Linked DNA regions of Homo sapiens: region 2 is linked to region 1. The links are chromatin contacts, found by Hi-C or POLR2A ChIA-PET in ENCODE. All regions are on one chromosome and are shown on one strand. Each heading gives the region's core, a stretch centred on a gene start or an enhancer-like site at or near the end of the contact. The rest is flanking DNA. Distances are from core to core; before and after follow the strand shown.

Region 1 (6,928 bases), core at 4,279-6,778:
ACACATGTGTGCCCTGAATCTAAAATAAAAGTTGAAATTATAAAAATAAAATAAAATCCTATATTCCATCTAAAAACAAAACAAAATGAAAAAGAAGTGATTTTATTGCTTCAGTGTTACTTGGTGCTTAGGCACTCAATCTAGGTGGGAACATAGATTCCTACAGAAGATTGTTGGGCCAGGCCTTATGCCCCCACTCTATATGAGACTTCATTCCTTGGCAGCCATATGCTGAAACCTAACATCCTTGAGTCCAAGTGGAAAACAGTGATGATAGTCTAACATGTCAGAAGTTTGGACACACAGTTGTACATGTAATCAGCTTTATATATTTTAAAACATAGGTCAGTTCTATTTGTTCAAATACACTATAAAAATAAACTTTTTCTCATATAGAAGCTAAAACTAAAGAAAACTATGAGTTCCTTGTTTTTGAGAGCTCTGCCAGCATCATGTCAGATTGTGTTAATGAGGATCTGTACTTTTTAATAGACTGCCCCTAGTACCATGTAACAATTGGAATCCAGTCATTCTCAAGAATTTCAGGAAAAAAAAGTACAATCCAGTTCAGAAACATGTCTCAAGGAACAAGAAACTATTATTTATTTAGTGCCTATTATATGCCTGACGTTGTGCTAGGCATTTCTTGATAGATTTTAAAACTTAATCTTCAAAAATCCTTGTATAGTGAGTATTATTACCCACATTAACAAATATGAAACTAAGCCTTGGAGAAATTAAATAACTTGCACAAAGTTACTCAGCTCCTAGAAGCCGTGCTTTTTGCCCTCAGTATATTTAATTCTACTAAGTTACACTATTGAGGGTCCTGCTGGTGATTGTAGAGACATTAGAGACAGTGTCTCACTCTGTCACGCAGGCTGGAGTGCAGTGGCACCATCATAGCTCACTGCAGCCTTGGACTTCCGGGCTTAAGCAATCCTCCTAAGTAGCTAGGACTGTCCTAGCTACACCTGGCTAATTAAAAAAAAATTTTTTTTTAGGGATAGGGTTTCACTATGTTGCTCATCCTACTCTCAAACTCCTGGCTCTCTCTCTCTCTCTCTCTCTCTCTCTCTCTCTCTCTTTCTTTCTCTCTCTCTCTCTCTCTCTCTCTCTATATATATATATATATATATAGCTTATCTGAAACATAGGAACTTGAACTTAGAACTTTCTGAGACATACTAATACTGATTTCTTTTGCATCATTTAAAAATTACTATCATTCCTCTTTGCAATATGTCTGATTTACTCAGGAGTGAGATACATTTATCAAGATATCCCTGAGCTAGAAATGGAAAAGTTGGGTGTCAGGCTGCCTTCGCAAAAGTGAATCCTTTTAGATGATAATTCTTATGCAGGTAACTAATTAAGGACATGTCTCTAGGAGAACCCAATGATTTCATGAGCGAAGCCAGGGAAAGAAAGAGAATAAGCCATGCAAAAGTGCTTTTTTTTTTTTTCTTGAGACAGGGTGTCGCTCTGTCACCAGGCTTATATAGATGTGTACATATATATGTATACACACACACATATATTTGGGCTTTTATATGTGTGTATATGTTTATAATATATAATATATATGTATGCCTAAATATTAGAAGCTTAAATCAGAAGCTGGCAATTTTCACTGGAAACAACGGAGGGTTCAGTCCAGGTATTCTGCCCCCCAAATGACTCTTTGCTCTCCTGGGAGGGGAAAAGGGAGTTGATACTGAGGGGGATGCTGAAAGGGCTTCATATGTGGGAAGCGATTGCCCTTGTCTCCCACTTCCTCTTAGGGCAGTGGTTTTCAAGGTGTGCCTATCTTAATCATAGGAGAATATTTCTCTTTATTTTCAAAATACACAAATGTGTGCGTCTCTACTGCGAATCTTTTGAATCATAACCATGTGGGCCAGTGGAGAGGTGTAGATAAAAGTAATATTAGCTTGTGCAAAGTTACTTTTTCCCATCTTTCTATTGTGAAAAAATTTAAACATACAAAAGAAGTTTAAAAAGGTAGTACACTGACACCCATATATCTACACCCACATAACTCATCCACATAACTGAGATTAAGAAACCCTCAGGTGATTCTGATGATGATTTTACTCTAGGTCTTGAAACCTGCATCCAATCAACTTCCTCTTGGGCTGGATCAGGGATAGAGAATGGCCTTGCATCGACCCACGTCTCCGCAGTCGTTAAGTGCATCTTGGGATTATCTTTCTAGATGAGCCTGAGGACCAACAACCTCTAGTGACTTCCTTTTAGCCTGTTACATATGTCTCTGGAGTAGTCATGGAGAGGTTATTGGGTTGGAGCTGGCAACCGAACAAAAGTCATTTGCCCATATTTGACTTATTGATATTTCAAGAGCACATGTTATTATGATCTTGAAATAGGTAGTTAAACACAAATGTTGGATTATAAACCAATTTTTAAAAAGTATGTGGAATGAAGAAACTGAAGCTTGGCCTATTATGGAAAAAAAAAGAGTCCAAGTCAACTTTTTGAAAGATTCCAGAGCAATGGACTACTTTAGAATCATCTGTCTGAGTGCCTGTATCCTTTTTTCAGAGCCCTTTAAAAACCTGATGAAAGTGCTAGATGTTCTCATTAGTGATTTGTATATAAACCATATAGTTTATTTTGTATGTAAATTCAGGATGGATACTAAGAGAAATTTTTCAGGAATCTGCCAGGTTAAAAAACACGTTTCTATACCTTCCTTCAGTAAAGGAAGGTCCTGGTCTGTTGTGGGACCCAAAATATGAATGAGGTCAAAAGATAGAATTAGTTAATGATGTAGTATCAAGCTTTGGAGTAAGACATAAGTCTTCCCCCAAATCATCCAGTTCAATCCTCTGGAAAACTGAGAGATGTAAAATATGGCAGAAATATTTTATCTAATTTAAGTAGCCATTAAGAGCCCTGTGCAGCATTAGGTTTACCATGAACAGAATGCTTTTAGTTTATTAATTCAGAACTGTTTTCTTACCCAACAAGTCCCTTCTTAAATGTCATTCAGGGAAGAAGTTTTTAAGCACTCAATATCTAAAGATAGTCTATGTCATTCTCATCATAATGTCTTAATTTCCTTTTTAGCAAATTTGACACCAGCATTTGTATTACTTGTTGATTTATTTGTATTTGACTGTCTCCCCATAGAATTTTACCTCAATCAGGATGAAGACCTTGTTTACCTTGTATATTACTGTATCCTTAGTGTAGTGTACAGTGCCATACACAGTTAAAGGCTAAAAAATACATGATGAATGAATGAATGATGAATTTACAGAGTTTGTGGTCAGACCCAAGCTTATGTAATTTTCTTGAGAGCACATAGGAAAGATATCTGGGAAATTACGTTTGTAATAAGTTCTTCTCTTGATGATAATGATGAAGACCATTGTGATGAAGATGGTAACATCAGCTGCCTTGGCAGCTGCTGTGTGGTAAACTGAAGTGAGCAGACCAAAAGAAATAAAAAGACACCGAAAGCACAACTTTAAATGATATCCTTTAATCTCTGGCTGCTGGGAAGAGCAGCCGCAGATAATCTAGTTTGTGTGCTAGGATCCCAAAAGAGCTGACAAACTATGAGCAAGATTAACTCTTAAGAAAAAAAAAGGTAAAGTCTCTGATAGCAACAGGTATTGTAAACAGTGGTCACTGTTGCTAATGAGAGAATGGGCTTGCTGTGTATCTGGGCCACAAAGACCTGTGCCTCTCCCAGGCTTCCCAGTGAGTCTTGTGAAGCGGCCCTGTCAATACTGGTCTTTTCCAAGGGGAAAATCCAGGAGATCACACTCACCCATTTCTAGCTATTTTCTTATATAGCTCTAGTTTACTAAGAAAGACATTCAGAGACATTTAGTGTAATTATTGTTACTACCTTTTCTGCCATTAAAAATTATTTTATATGACTTAAAAGTGTATACTGTGTAAATAAAACTTTTTTCCACATGTCTACGGTACCTGGCAAGTCTCAGTTCATTATTTGTTGAAATGTTCACCTTAAGCATTAGGAAATCTGCATATTTCTTGCTATTTATCCTTAAAACAGAACAAAACCTCAATTAAAAAAAAAAATTAGCTGGGTGTGGTATCTCATGCCTGTAATCCCAGGCTGAGGCAGGCATATCACTTGAACCCAGGAGTTCTAGACCAGCCTGGGCAACATAGTGAGACCCTGTCTCTACAAAAAAATACAAAAAATTACCCAGGCATGGTGGCATTTGCCTGTAATCCTAGTTACCTGGGAGATTGAGATGGGAAGATCACTTGAGCCTGGGAGGTTGAGGCAGCAGTGAGCCATGATTGCACTGCCAATGGGAGACCCTATCTCAAAAAAACTGAAAAGGATTTAGACGTGTGTGAAGTTCATTCTACAATTCAGTGTGACACTTTTATAACCAAATGAGTACCAATACCCTTATGAACACACATATATAAAGGAAAGAAAATAAAGAGAGAAAGAAAAAGAAGAAAAAGAAATGTGGTTAGAACTCCTTGTTTCATTTTACTCTGACTTGATTATTTCCCAGGCCCAAATCTAGAACTGGAAGGTGGTAGCTTATTGTATCAGAGGTTAAGCTTGTGGCTTTTATTTCCTGCTCCATCTAGAACCAAGATGTCCAAAGAGTATGTTTGGAAGGACTTTTTTTTTTTTTTAAATGATTTCTAGCTCTGTCTCTAGTCAGAGAATATGGAGGAGTTTGGGCCAACTCCAGAAAACAACTTCAATGTAGAAAACCATGGAGCGCAAGGTCCTGCTTCCATATATTTATTTTCGTGGAGCAGGTGGCAAGTTCTCAAAATAATTTTGTCTGTGAGATACAGATATTTCTGGGACATTTTCATAACCAGCTTCCTGCAGTAATTAGCTTCAGAGCTGGAGTATGCTAGAAACTACTGGGCCCTGGGCAGTGGTTAAATTAGGTGTGAACGTAAGCTGGGCTGATCTCCATTGTGTAGTTAAAAACCAAAGGTGGGCACAGAGAGAGTATTTGTTCTGCCCTTTCTTCACCCACTGCATTTTCATTTCCCCTTTCTCTACTCCAGAGGCCTAATAAAGGACTCTAATGTACGATACTCAACACAGCTTTAAAACATCCACGCAGAGTACAAAATTGTAGTAGGAATTTGGGTTTTGTTTTTCTTTTGAGTTTAATATGACTTCCTAGGTTCAGCGTATTTTGTAATATATTTCTTAAACCGCAGGATCATGAGGGCAAATTCCCTTGGGGGAAAGTGGCTCTGTGAGTTGATTAGCACCGTTTGCCTGCTTCCTAACCCTCTTCTGCTCAGGTATTAGTTGTTCAGACAGCTGAGCTTCAGCTCAGCTCTCCAGGTCCTGCGCTCCATTTTAATGCAAGCCAGTGATGCAAAGTCCCCGGCTTGGCTTGTCAGAACTTGATAGCTCTGTAAACACTGAAATCCTTGTTGCCATAACACCAGGAAAAATAATATGGGCTCCTGCATATAAATATAACGAAGGCCTTGGGGAATGGGAGCATTTCTAAATGACTTGAAGCTCTGTCACGGCATAATCTCTTATAAATAAATGTCAGTGTAGTCACTGAATGCAGACTGGATTTTTGCCTGACTACGGTGCTCAGCCTTCTAGACAATAGTTATGCTAAGGGATTATCTTTTAACATTGTGCAGTTATCTCCTTTGTTTGTTTTCTTTTTTCATTATTCACATAAGCCAAGGGAAATGAAAAGCATCTTATTTCAGGCAAAAAGGCCTGTGAATGATTAACTCTGGTTCCATGCGTTGGGACTTTGCATAGCAACCCCGTGGCTTGCAACGACAAAAAAGCTCAAGGCAGGAACAGCAGCCCAGGGACCTGAGACCAGCGTTCTCAAATGAAGGTGGTGAGAAACAGATTAAGTATAAGCATTGTGTTTATGGGTAGAATTCTCTGTAGCTGGCCCATTTAATTTGGCATTCGTTTTACTGCACTTTTCTTGGTGAAGATGTGTTTTGCTGACCTTTACTCTTGCTTTTTGAATACATTTGAGAATTCAAGTGAAACTTGGCCATGATTATGGCATAATGTGGTTTATGTCACCATATTTTATGGGTTCTCCCTAATACTATCCCAAACTGGGCTAACTCTGGCTAATTTTATATTTAAAAATGGAAATAACAGATAGCTTCATAATAGCATGCAGGTTTAATTTTAGCTCAACTAAAACTTTGTTGGTAAATTTTGGCACTCTTGAAATTATATATAACAGAAAGCATTATATGAAATAAAGATAAACAAATGGTGTGATTATGTAATTCCAATTAAAAGCCTATAAGTATGTAAAGAACCCAGATTGTACAAATATGAAATCTGAAATCAATATCAATTCCATATCCTTATATAGACATTTGGTGCTTAAACATTTATACAACAAGGTCCATTTAAAGATTCGAGTTAAAAGAGTTAGAAGAAAATGAAATATAAGCTAAGGACAGAAGAAACATTTGAGAATTTAGAAAAAAGCAGTATAGTTATAATTGAGCCAAAATATTTAGGACACTTAAATTTAGACTGCAAGTCAATCCAGATGTTTATTTATTAATGTTAATAATGTTTCCAGTGTTGTTATACAATGCTAAATCCCAGGGGTTCTGCTTCTGAGTTTAAAGACAAATGCAATGATCTTTATTCTTTTCCAGCTCTGTTTTAATTTTAGGAGCTTTTCTATAGCCATGATTTTCCCATAAATGTGTTTGCAAAATCTCGAGCAGCTCCTGATGTCTTGCAGAAAGTCTGAGTGAAACACTGCTCTAGCAAAGCTTTCCATGTTCTGCATTGCTCTTCTTGCTTCCATGGCAATAAAGAGAGAAACTTGGCATAAGAATATAATCTGTTCCTGCCTGTTTCTCATCTGAAGTCATAAACCTCTGCCATCCCACCCAAGACTAGAATTTCAGCTGG
Region 2 (7,607 bases), core at 4,664-7,163, 50 kb after region 1:
ATCCTGGGGAGCTCCTGGAACCAATCTCCCTTGGATACTGAGGGATGAGGGACAATTTTATGTCCTAAAAGGGCCCAGACTATAATAAGTTTACCAAGAAATTGGAAAGTTATGGTGAGGGTACATCATTGTAGTGATTGTTGTCCTGTAGAGGCCAGGAAGTGAGATGCTGTCATGGAAATAGTCCATGTGAGTTCAGTGGGAATGCATGATGAAAGCAGGGTGGTAAAGGCCGTGAGACAGTGTGGTTACCACAATAAGCAGCAGGCTTGGAGTAGTTAATGGGATGGTTTCATCGGCAGGCATCTTTGGCATTAGTTAATTGATCCTGATACATCCAGTATTGGGATAGATAAACCCCATATTAAAGTCCAGCTTGATTTGTAGGACTATGTTCACCATAGTATACAATAATTGAAAGTCATGGCTGTTCACTTATTTCCTTGCCTGAAACAATCTGCACTGAGCCAATTTATCCAGAACCTCCTTGTGTTAGTCTGTTCTCACACTGCTATGAAGAAATACTTGAGACTGGGTAATTTGTAAAGAAAAAAGGTTTAATTGACTTATATTCTGCATGGCTTGGGAGGCCTCAGGGAACTTAACAATCATGGCAGAAGGCAAAGGAGAAGCAGGCACAGGGCAGCAGGATGGAGTGAGTGCAAGCAGGGGGAATGCTAGACGCTTACAAAACCATTAGGTCTCCTGAAGACTCACTCACTATCATTGAGAACAGCATGGGGGAACCACCCCTATTATCCAATTACCTCCATCTTGTCCCGCCCTTGACACATGGGTATTATAGGGATTATGGGGATTACAATTCAAGATGAGATTTTGGGTGGGGACACAGCCAAACCATATCACTCCTTGAATGAAAAGTGGGTGAGATATTCTTGAGGAAAATTCCTTGACTGATTGTTTTGCATATACAAAATTGTTTGTTTATTGTCTTTATCCTTGAATGACTTTTGGGTAAAAAAAATCATGGGGTTATTTTCTTTCCTTGAAAATTTTCTGGAAGTAGCTACCCTATCTTCCCGATGTAATATACTTACATCTACACTATCTTCCACTGCAAACAAGCTTCATTATCTTTTAGCCTTATCTTGCTTTTGAGAAATACTCCAGATTGACATTTTCTCCTTATAAGTTCCTTAATATTTTTGCCTGGCTTTCCAATGCCTACTTTCTTTCTAGTTTAATTTTTTACTAGGAGCTGTTTACTTGTTGACAGTTATGGGTCCATTTTTCTTGGGGTGCATAATATACTTTAGTATATAGATCCAAATCTTTTATTTCAGAAAGGTTTCTTGAATTATATTTAAGTATATGTTTTGTTCTATTATTTTTGTTTCGTTTCCTGGGTTATGAAAATTTTGTTTGTTCTCTAACCATCATTTCCTTTGTTTGTTTTTTGTTTTTGGAGACAGAGTCTTTCTCTGTCACCCAGGCTGGAGTGCAGTGGCATGATCTCAGTTCACTGCAACCTCCACCTCCTGGGTTCAAGCAATTCTTCTTCCTCAGCCTCCTGATTAGCTGGGATTACAGGTGTCTGCCACCATGCTCAGCTGATTTTTTTGTATTTTTAGTAGAGACAGGGTTTCGCCCTGTTGCCCAGGCTGGTCACAAACTCCTGAGTTTCAGGCAATCTGCCCACCTCAACCTCCCAAAGTGCTAGGATTACAAGCGTGAGTCACCACATCCTTTTTTTTTTTTTTTTTTTTTTTGAGACAGGGTCTTGCTCTGTCTCCCAGGCTGGAGTGCAGTGGCATGATCATGACTCACTGCAGCCTCAACCTCCCTGGCCCAAGTGATCCTCCCACTTCAGCCTCCCAAGTAACTGGGATCATGGGCATATGCCACCATGCCCGCATAATTTTAAGAAAATTTTTGTAGAAACAGTGTCTCCTTAAGTTGCCTAGGCTAGTCTTGAACTGCTGGGCTCAAGTGATCCTCCTGGCTTGGCCTCCCAAAGTGCTAGGATTACAGGCATGAGCCACCATGCCCAGCTCATCATTTCCTTTTCTAATCCTTTTCATCTTTTTATTTCCATTTTTGCTTGCTCTTTTTCTTTTTATCCTTTATGTACTTTGGCAGTGGCCATTTTCTCTCATACACCTTTTTATTTCAGCTTCATTTCTATGATAATCTTATTTTTCCTTCTATCCCTTCCCTGACCTATAAGTTCATATTTTATCTCCTCCAAGAGTCCTAATTTTTTCTTGAGTTCTTGCATCTTGTATGTACAGCTTTATGTTTTAGTGTCACAGAAACAATTACCTCATTGAGATTTTTAATTTAATGGCAAAAGCGTGTAGTCACTCTATTCGTCTTCGCAGTGGCAACACTTTTCTTGAGACTAATCTGGGTCTGTCATTTGTATTTCCTGTTCCTTGACTCCTTTTATGTGTAATACCTTTGATTTGATATTGTGTATGTTCTTTCTTGATAAACTATTTTTGGATAAGGTGAGTTTTTCTGCAATTTGTAGGAGGCTCACTTGAGGGGAGGGGTCAGTGCTGGTTTCAGAAAAATTAAAATTTTTATATAACTCAGGCTTTTGTGTATAACTTGGCTAGCCTTTACTTTTCCTATGGATATTGACAGCCATTTTGGGAGGTTCTTGTTTATGCTACCTTACAGTGCAAAGTTTTATTTTTTTCCTCTCTTCATGATCCCTGAAAATATGGCTTGTGTGGCTTCTCACTGATGCTTTTCTCCTTTTTTTCTTGGAATCAAACCATGCACAGGGACGTTCCTGAGACTAGACAGAACATACTCTTCCAACTCTTGCAGATAAAGGGATTTAACTGAGGTTTTGCACAGGGTGTGTTCCTTACCTCTGAAAAGCAGAAGTCACTTTGGCAGCTCTTTCTGTAGCCTCAAAGTCCTTTCATCACTTTATCCCTCACCTTCCCTTGTTGCACTCCCGTGCTTTTGGGGATCCTTTTACATATTTTGTGATGGACTTTAACTATCTCCTAGTGATACTGAAAATGGAATTTGTAATTTGGGTTTTGTTCTCTGAAACTCAGTTTTATGTCCTAGCTTAATTCAACTAGGAATCATTAAGCATTGGCTATTTCCAGCTACTACACATTAGGGGCTCTAGAGACAAATTTGTTTTTGAGGACTTAATATAGTGGAGCATGAAAAATAAGCAATGATGACCAACATTCCCCTCCCCCACCAAGCCAAAAAAACCCCAAATACCAAAAGGGGCAGAATATGCTAAATGTCAAAGCAGAGGTTGAAGGTGGTGGCTGAGAACAAACCTGAGTGGTTAGGAAAGGGTGGCAGTTAATGGCACCTAGAGATTAGCAAAATACTCTTCAGATGGGAGGCGCTCAATCAGTGTTTAGGGGATCTAGAAGAAGATTTGTTTTCAACTGAGAGAAATGAGATTCATAATATTCTCACTTTAAGTGTAATTTTAGGAGGAAATTCTACCCACAACTTTGAAATATTCTGGTGTATGTAATGATTGCTTTCTTTCTTCAGTTAGATCTATTTCCAGAACAAGGTTGCCACCTCTTACCTTATATTCTATTTCTTAACCTTGGTGCCTTTGAGATAGACTTTGGAGAGTGGGTCTAATGTTGACAGATGGATAGAGAGGGGATAGATTCTATGAAAGACAAAGGATGAGGCCAAAACCACATGCATGGGAAATCAGAGCATCTCTGGGCATTATAGGAAAAAAGAATTTTGTACAGGGCTACATTATTAAAGGCCTGAGATGTTAATCCAAAACATCATTTAGTTTTCTGACTAAGAAATTGTGTTTCAAATAGTATCAAAGAAAACTAGATGAATTTCCCATCAAATTCTCTATTTTCTTTTTCTATCTCGAAAGATAACAAGATGCTAATTATCTCAATCTAGTCTTCAAAAAATTAACAATGCAAAGTTTAGTTTTATAAAGTGCTTATTCTCTAATAAATAGAAGTGGAATAATTAGTCATTAATTATTGGTAATACATGTTATTTATTCTCTTATTCTTTTAGTTTTAACCAACTATCATTGATTGAAAACATTATTTGATTCATGTTACTGTAATAAGCTTTAACATACTTCTGTTCCTTCCCCATGCCCTCTTCCCCTGCCCTCCTCTCTACCTCACTTATCTCCTCTTTTCTATTCTCAATCAACTAATTATTCGTGGGAGCATGTACTAGGGGCAACATTACTTTTTTTTTTTTAATGAAGTATCTAGGTCTTCACCATTTTCGACACAATGCTATATTTTTCGTACCATATGTTTTTTGAAATGCTTATAATGCTCTCTTTTGGTGAAGAGGATTTGTTTGTGGATGTCATAAAGTCAAACACTACTCGTGTCTCATGATAGTAATCACCACCAATACCACCGTAATAGTAGTAATCTTTGGGTTGAATGGGCCAATCAAATTTATAATCTGCTATACTTGTCTTCTGATCTTCACTAGCGTGGCTTTTGTGTGCTCATGGAAAAAACAGGGAATAAAAGCTTGGTAGTTTACACGCTGTTAAAATTAAGAAAACACGATTTAGTATTAAAAGAGGTAATGATTTAATTTTGGAGTTGCTGAGTTGAGCTCTGGTGGTCTGGGAAGCTCGGGGGAAAATTTAGATATTGCAGTAACAGATTTGGGTTGGAATATTTTGTGACTGCAATAGCAGATGCACTTATAGAAGGCTTTACAAATCCAAATGTTGCTTCATATGACCTTGGGACATGATGGATTTCCCAAGGCTCCAGATTTGACAATAAGTTTTCTGTTTAGCCAAAACATGAAAATTCTTCTTCTTCACACGTTATTTAAAGAAAAGTGCTTAAAATTACATGGTATTTAAAATTTACTTAGTTGTAAAACCTATTAATAGAATATAAATATATGGTTTTTAAATCAGTACAATTGATTTGCAGGCTTAGGTAGCTTAGATTAAGGTAAATATCTTTTATGGTAATTTTCCTGGAACTGTAAATATGACTTATGTGTCTCCGTATCTTTGTTTCCACTGAAGACTTTGAAATAGCAATAATTGGGCCTTTTTGAGGACTTCTTGGGCCTTTTCAGGACTTCTACCAATTTGTTAATAGTATGCACCTTGGAAATTTTTAAGGATTCACCCAGACTTTAATAGTCACGGTTAATATATTCAAATGGTTTGAAAATTTGTGCTTGTAATATGATGATTTGAATTCTTGATACTGGGGCACTTTTGATTATCTTTGCACAGTGTGCATTTGCTTGTAATTTTTTTTACTTTGATGCACTGCTAATAGATAATATACCACACATTCTATGGATATGTGCTAGTTGACCCAATCAGAATAAATGTACAGGAACTCTGCTACATGGTAAATATAATTAAATACCATGAAAATGTCTTATTAACTTCTGTAATCTTTAAAAGTACGCAATCAATCATATTACTTGAAAAAACTTTATTTTTCAACCTATGATACTGCTTAAGGCTCTGTTCAAGGATGCATTTAAAAAACATGACAATTCTAAAAAATAAAATAGAAATTTTAACTGTTTGAATAATGGAAGGTGCACATTGACAGTAACTATTCATACTTTGTACCAAGATCTTAGTTTGACATAATTTTTTCAGCCTTGTTTGGATTTACAGTTAACCCTAAAAACATTAGTAAATGGTACCCACACTTTTAAATCATAAAAAGAAACCTAGATTTGTTTGCAGTTTTTTAATCTGTTGTTAATAAACTTGAAAGAACACAGCCCTGTCTAATAAACACATCAAACTAATGGGTACCAGAGCAGTTCAGAAGAGTGTTTGTTGTTTGGTGTTTAGGTTTCAGTCAGAATTAATCAACAATGGATGGGGCCTGCTGTATTTATTAGCAACTCAAATCCCTGTGATTTAATGCCAGGTCCTTTGACTCATTCCAGTGAATGCTGGCAAGTTTACAGCACTAATACATACTTACATCCTCGGGTCTTTAAAAGAAAGGGAAAAATAGAGCCTAAAATCAGACCACAGGATTGGCAAGAATTTCCCGAGAGCCATTTTGAATTTAGCCCTATACAGTGAGCCTGTGAATAGGAAGCAATTGATTCAGGAACAGTGGAGCCTTTTTTTGCCTGAAGAAGCCTTCAGCTGTGCAGATGGCTTGCTGGCATAATCCAGTCTGCTTTTGTCTTTTATTTTATATATTAGGCTACTTTCTTCTCACACTTTATATTGCTTTTATTTTCTCTCTGTGCTCTAAGCCTCCAAATTTCAGGGGCAAGGAGAGGTTGCAAGGGTTTAGTGAGGGTGGCAGGACTATATGTGGAGTATTTCCCACAGATTTATGAGTTGCTGGTAAATCGCTGGCAATGCTGCCTGCTTGTCACAGTCAGCACTAGGGTGTTCTTTGTACAAAAGTGTCAACTTTTGAATGAGGACTCTGGAAACAGATGTAAAGATTAATCTTGAGAATGCATTTTTCTGAGGCCCTGAAAACGTGCCTACTTGTGCAATAGCCCTGGTTCTAGACATTTATTTTTCAAAATGATCTCATTCCTCAGTTACAAAGACTTACATTCTTCACTGTTCATGTTCAGAAAATTCCACAGCCCTTAGCCATTCCTCCTGCTTCTCATGTCTGGGGGCTGCCTTTCGAGAGCAGATTATTTGTGGAAAGACATTATTTATCTGGAAACTGTTCAGTGAAAACTTGATGGAGTTGTTGTTACTCTAGGGACCGTCTATCTCCCTCGGAAGATAAGATTTGCCAATGCTTCCCCCCTACAACTTCCTATGGGAAGATAGCTGACTTTTGGCCTGATAAATAGTTTCACATTGGATGGGTTGTTGCCATCTCATGCATTCTTTTTCATCCTTCCCAGATATGCAATTTTCTTTCTTAGTGTCTTGCTTTCGGTTGTATTGTCTTTTATCCCCCCTCTCATACGGAAGTAAATTTTGAAGAAGAAATATATGCTAAAATGGGTATTTGTTCAGGTTTTTCAATGTTAAATATTAGGATATGTCTCAAAGTGTTCTGAAATAAATCTGTGTATATAAAAAAAAATCGAGCATGTTAATCACATACCTCTGTTTTTCCTCTAGTTTTCTTCTACACAATGATATATTTTCTTTCGGCAAATAGAAGACTTTGTGGGAATGATGTAGAACATGGGTTTTTTTTTTTTTTTTTTTTGTATTGTAAATGTTCCACAAACAGAAGATAAATACCACAGAATCCACCATTTTGGAATGACTTGTTTGTGAGTCAATTGTCCTTGTTTCCCCTCCTTAAAAATTATATCTTCCATTTATATGGGAAACACATGTAGATATTTCCTCTTTTCTTATCTTTAAACAAGATTTGTAATACATTTCAGCTGAAGATTAAAAAGATCTGGTCCTCTAAACATTTGTATAAGATTAGCACATGTACTGACATACAGACTTTTTCACTGTTGTAATAATTTCCTATATACTCAGCACTTTTGTTTGTGAAGAACATTTATTTTGGTACTGCCATACTTTATTTTCTCATTGCACCTCTTTTAAATTGCATTTCTCAAGGGCATTATATGTAATGAGGAACTTGGCTTTCAAATGAAAAATGTTTAAATTTAGGACCAAATGCAGATTTTTG

What was found. A loop is a pair of places that touch in the nucleus more often than their neighbours do. ChIA-PET counts read pairs that join two places held with the same protein, here RNA polymerase II (POLR2A).
Region 2: a loop to region 1 is called in a map of chondrocyte, with 5 times the contacts of the local background. The contact joins the enhancer-like site here to the promoter of LINC01091 in region 1. A Hi-C loop is called at or near these places in 1 of 168 maps with a recorded cell type or tissue (chondrocyte). POLR2A ChIA-PET finds 5 or more read pairs at or near these places in 2 of 52 experiments (HEK293 and activated T-cell).

Annotation. Positions count from the first base shown.
Region 1 is chr4:123,644,463-123,651,390 of GRCh38, forward strand. It overlaps LINC01091 (long intergenic non-protein coding RNA 1091), which reads left to right and starts at 5,529. Exons shown (of 6, transcript NR_027105.3): 1 at 5,529-5,867.
Region 2 is chr4:123,694,063-123,701,669 of GRCh38, forward strand. The region is part of intron 3 of LINC01091 (long intergenic non-protein coding RNA 1091); the gene reads left to right. Among named protein-coding and RNA genes, the nearest start is that of LINC01091, 48 kb to the left of the region's middle. Within about 2 kb of position 5,914, at least 5 of the 41 ENCODE cell types and tissues checked have a DNase peak (open chromatin) inside an H3K27ac peak, as active enhancers do.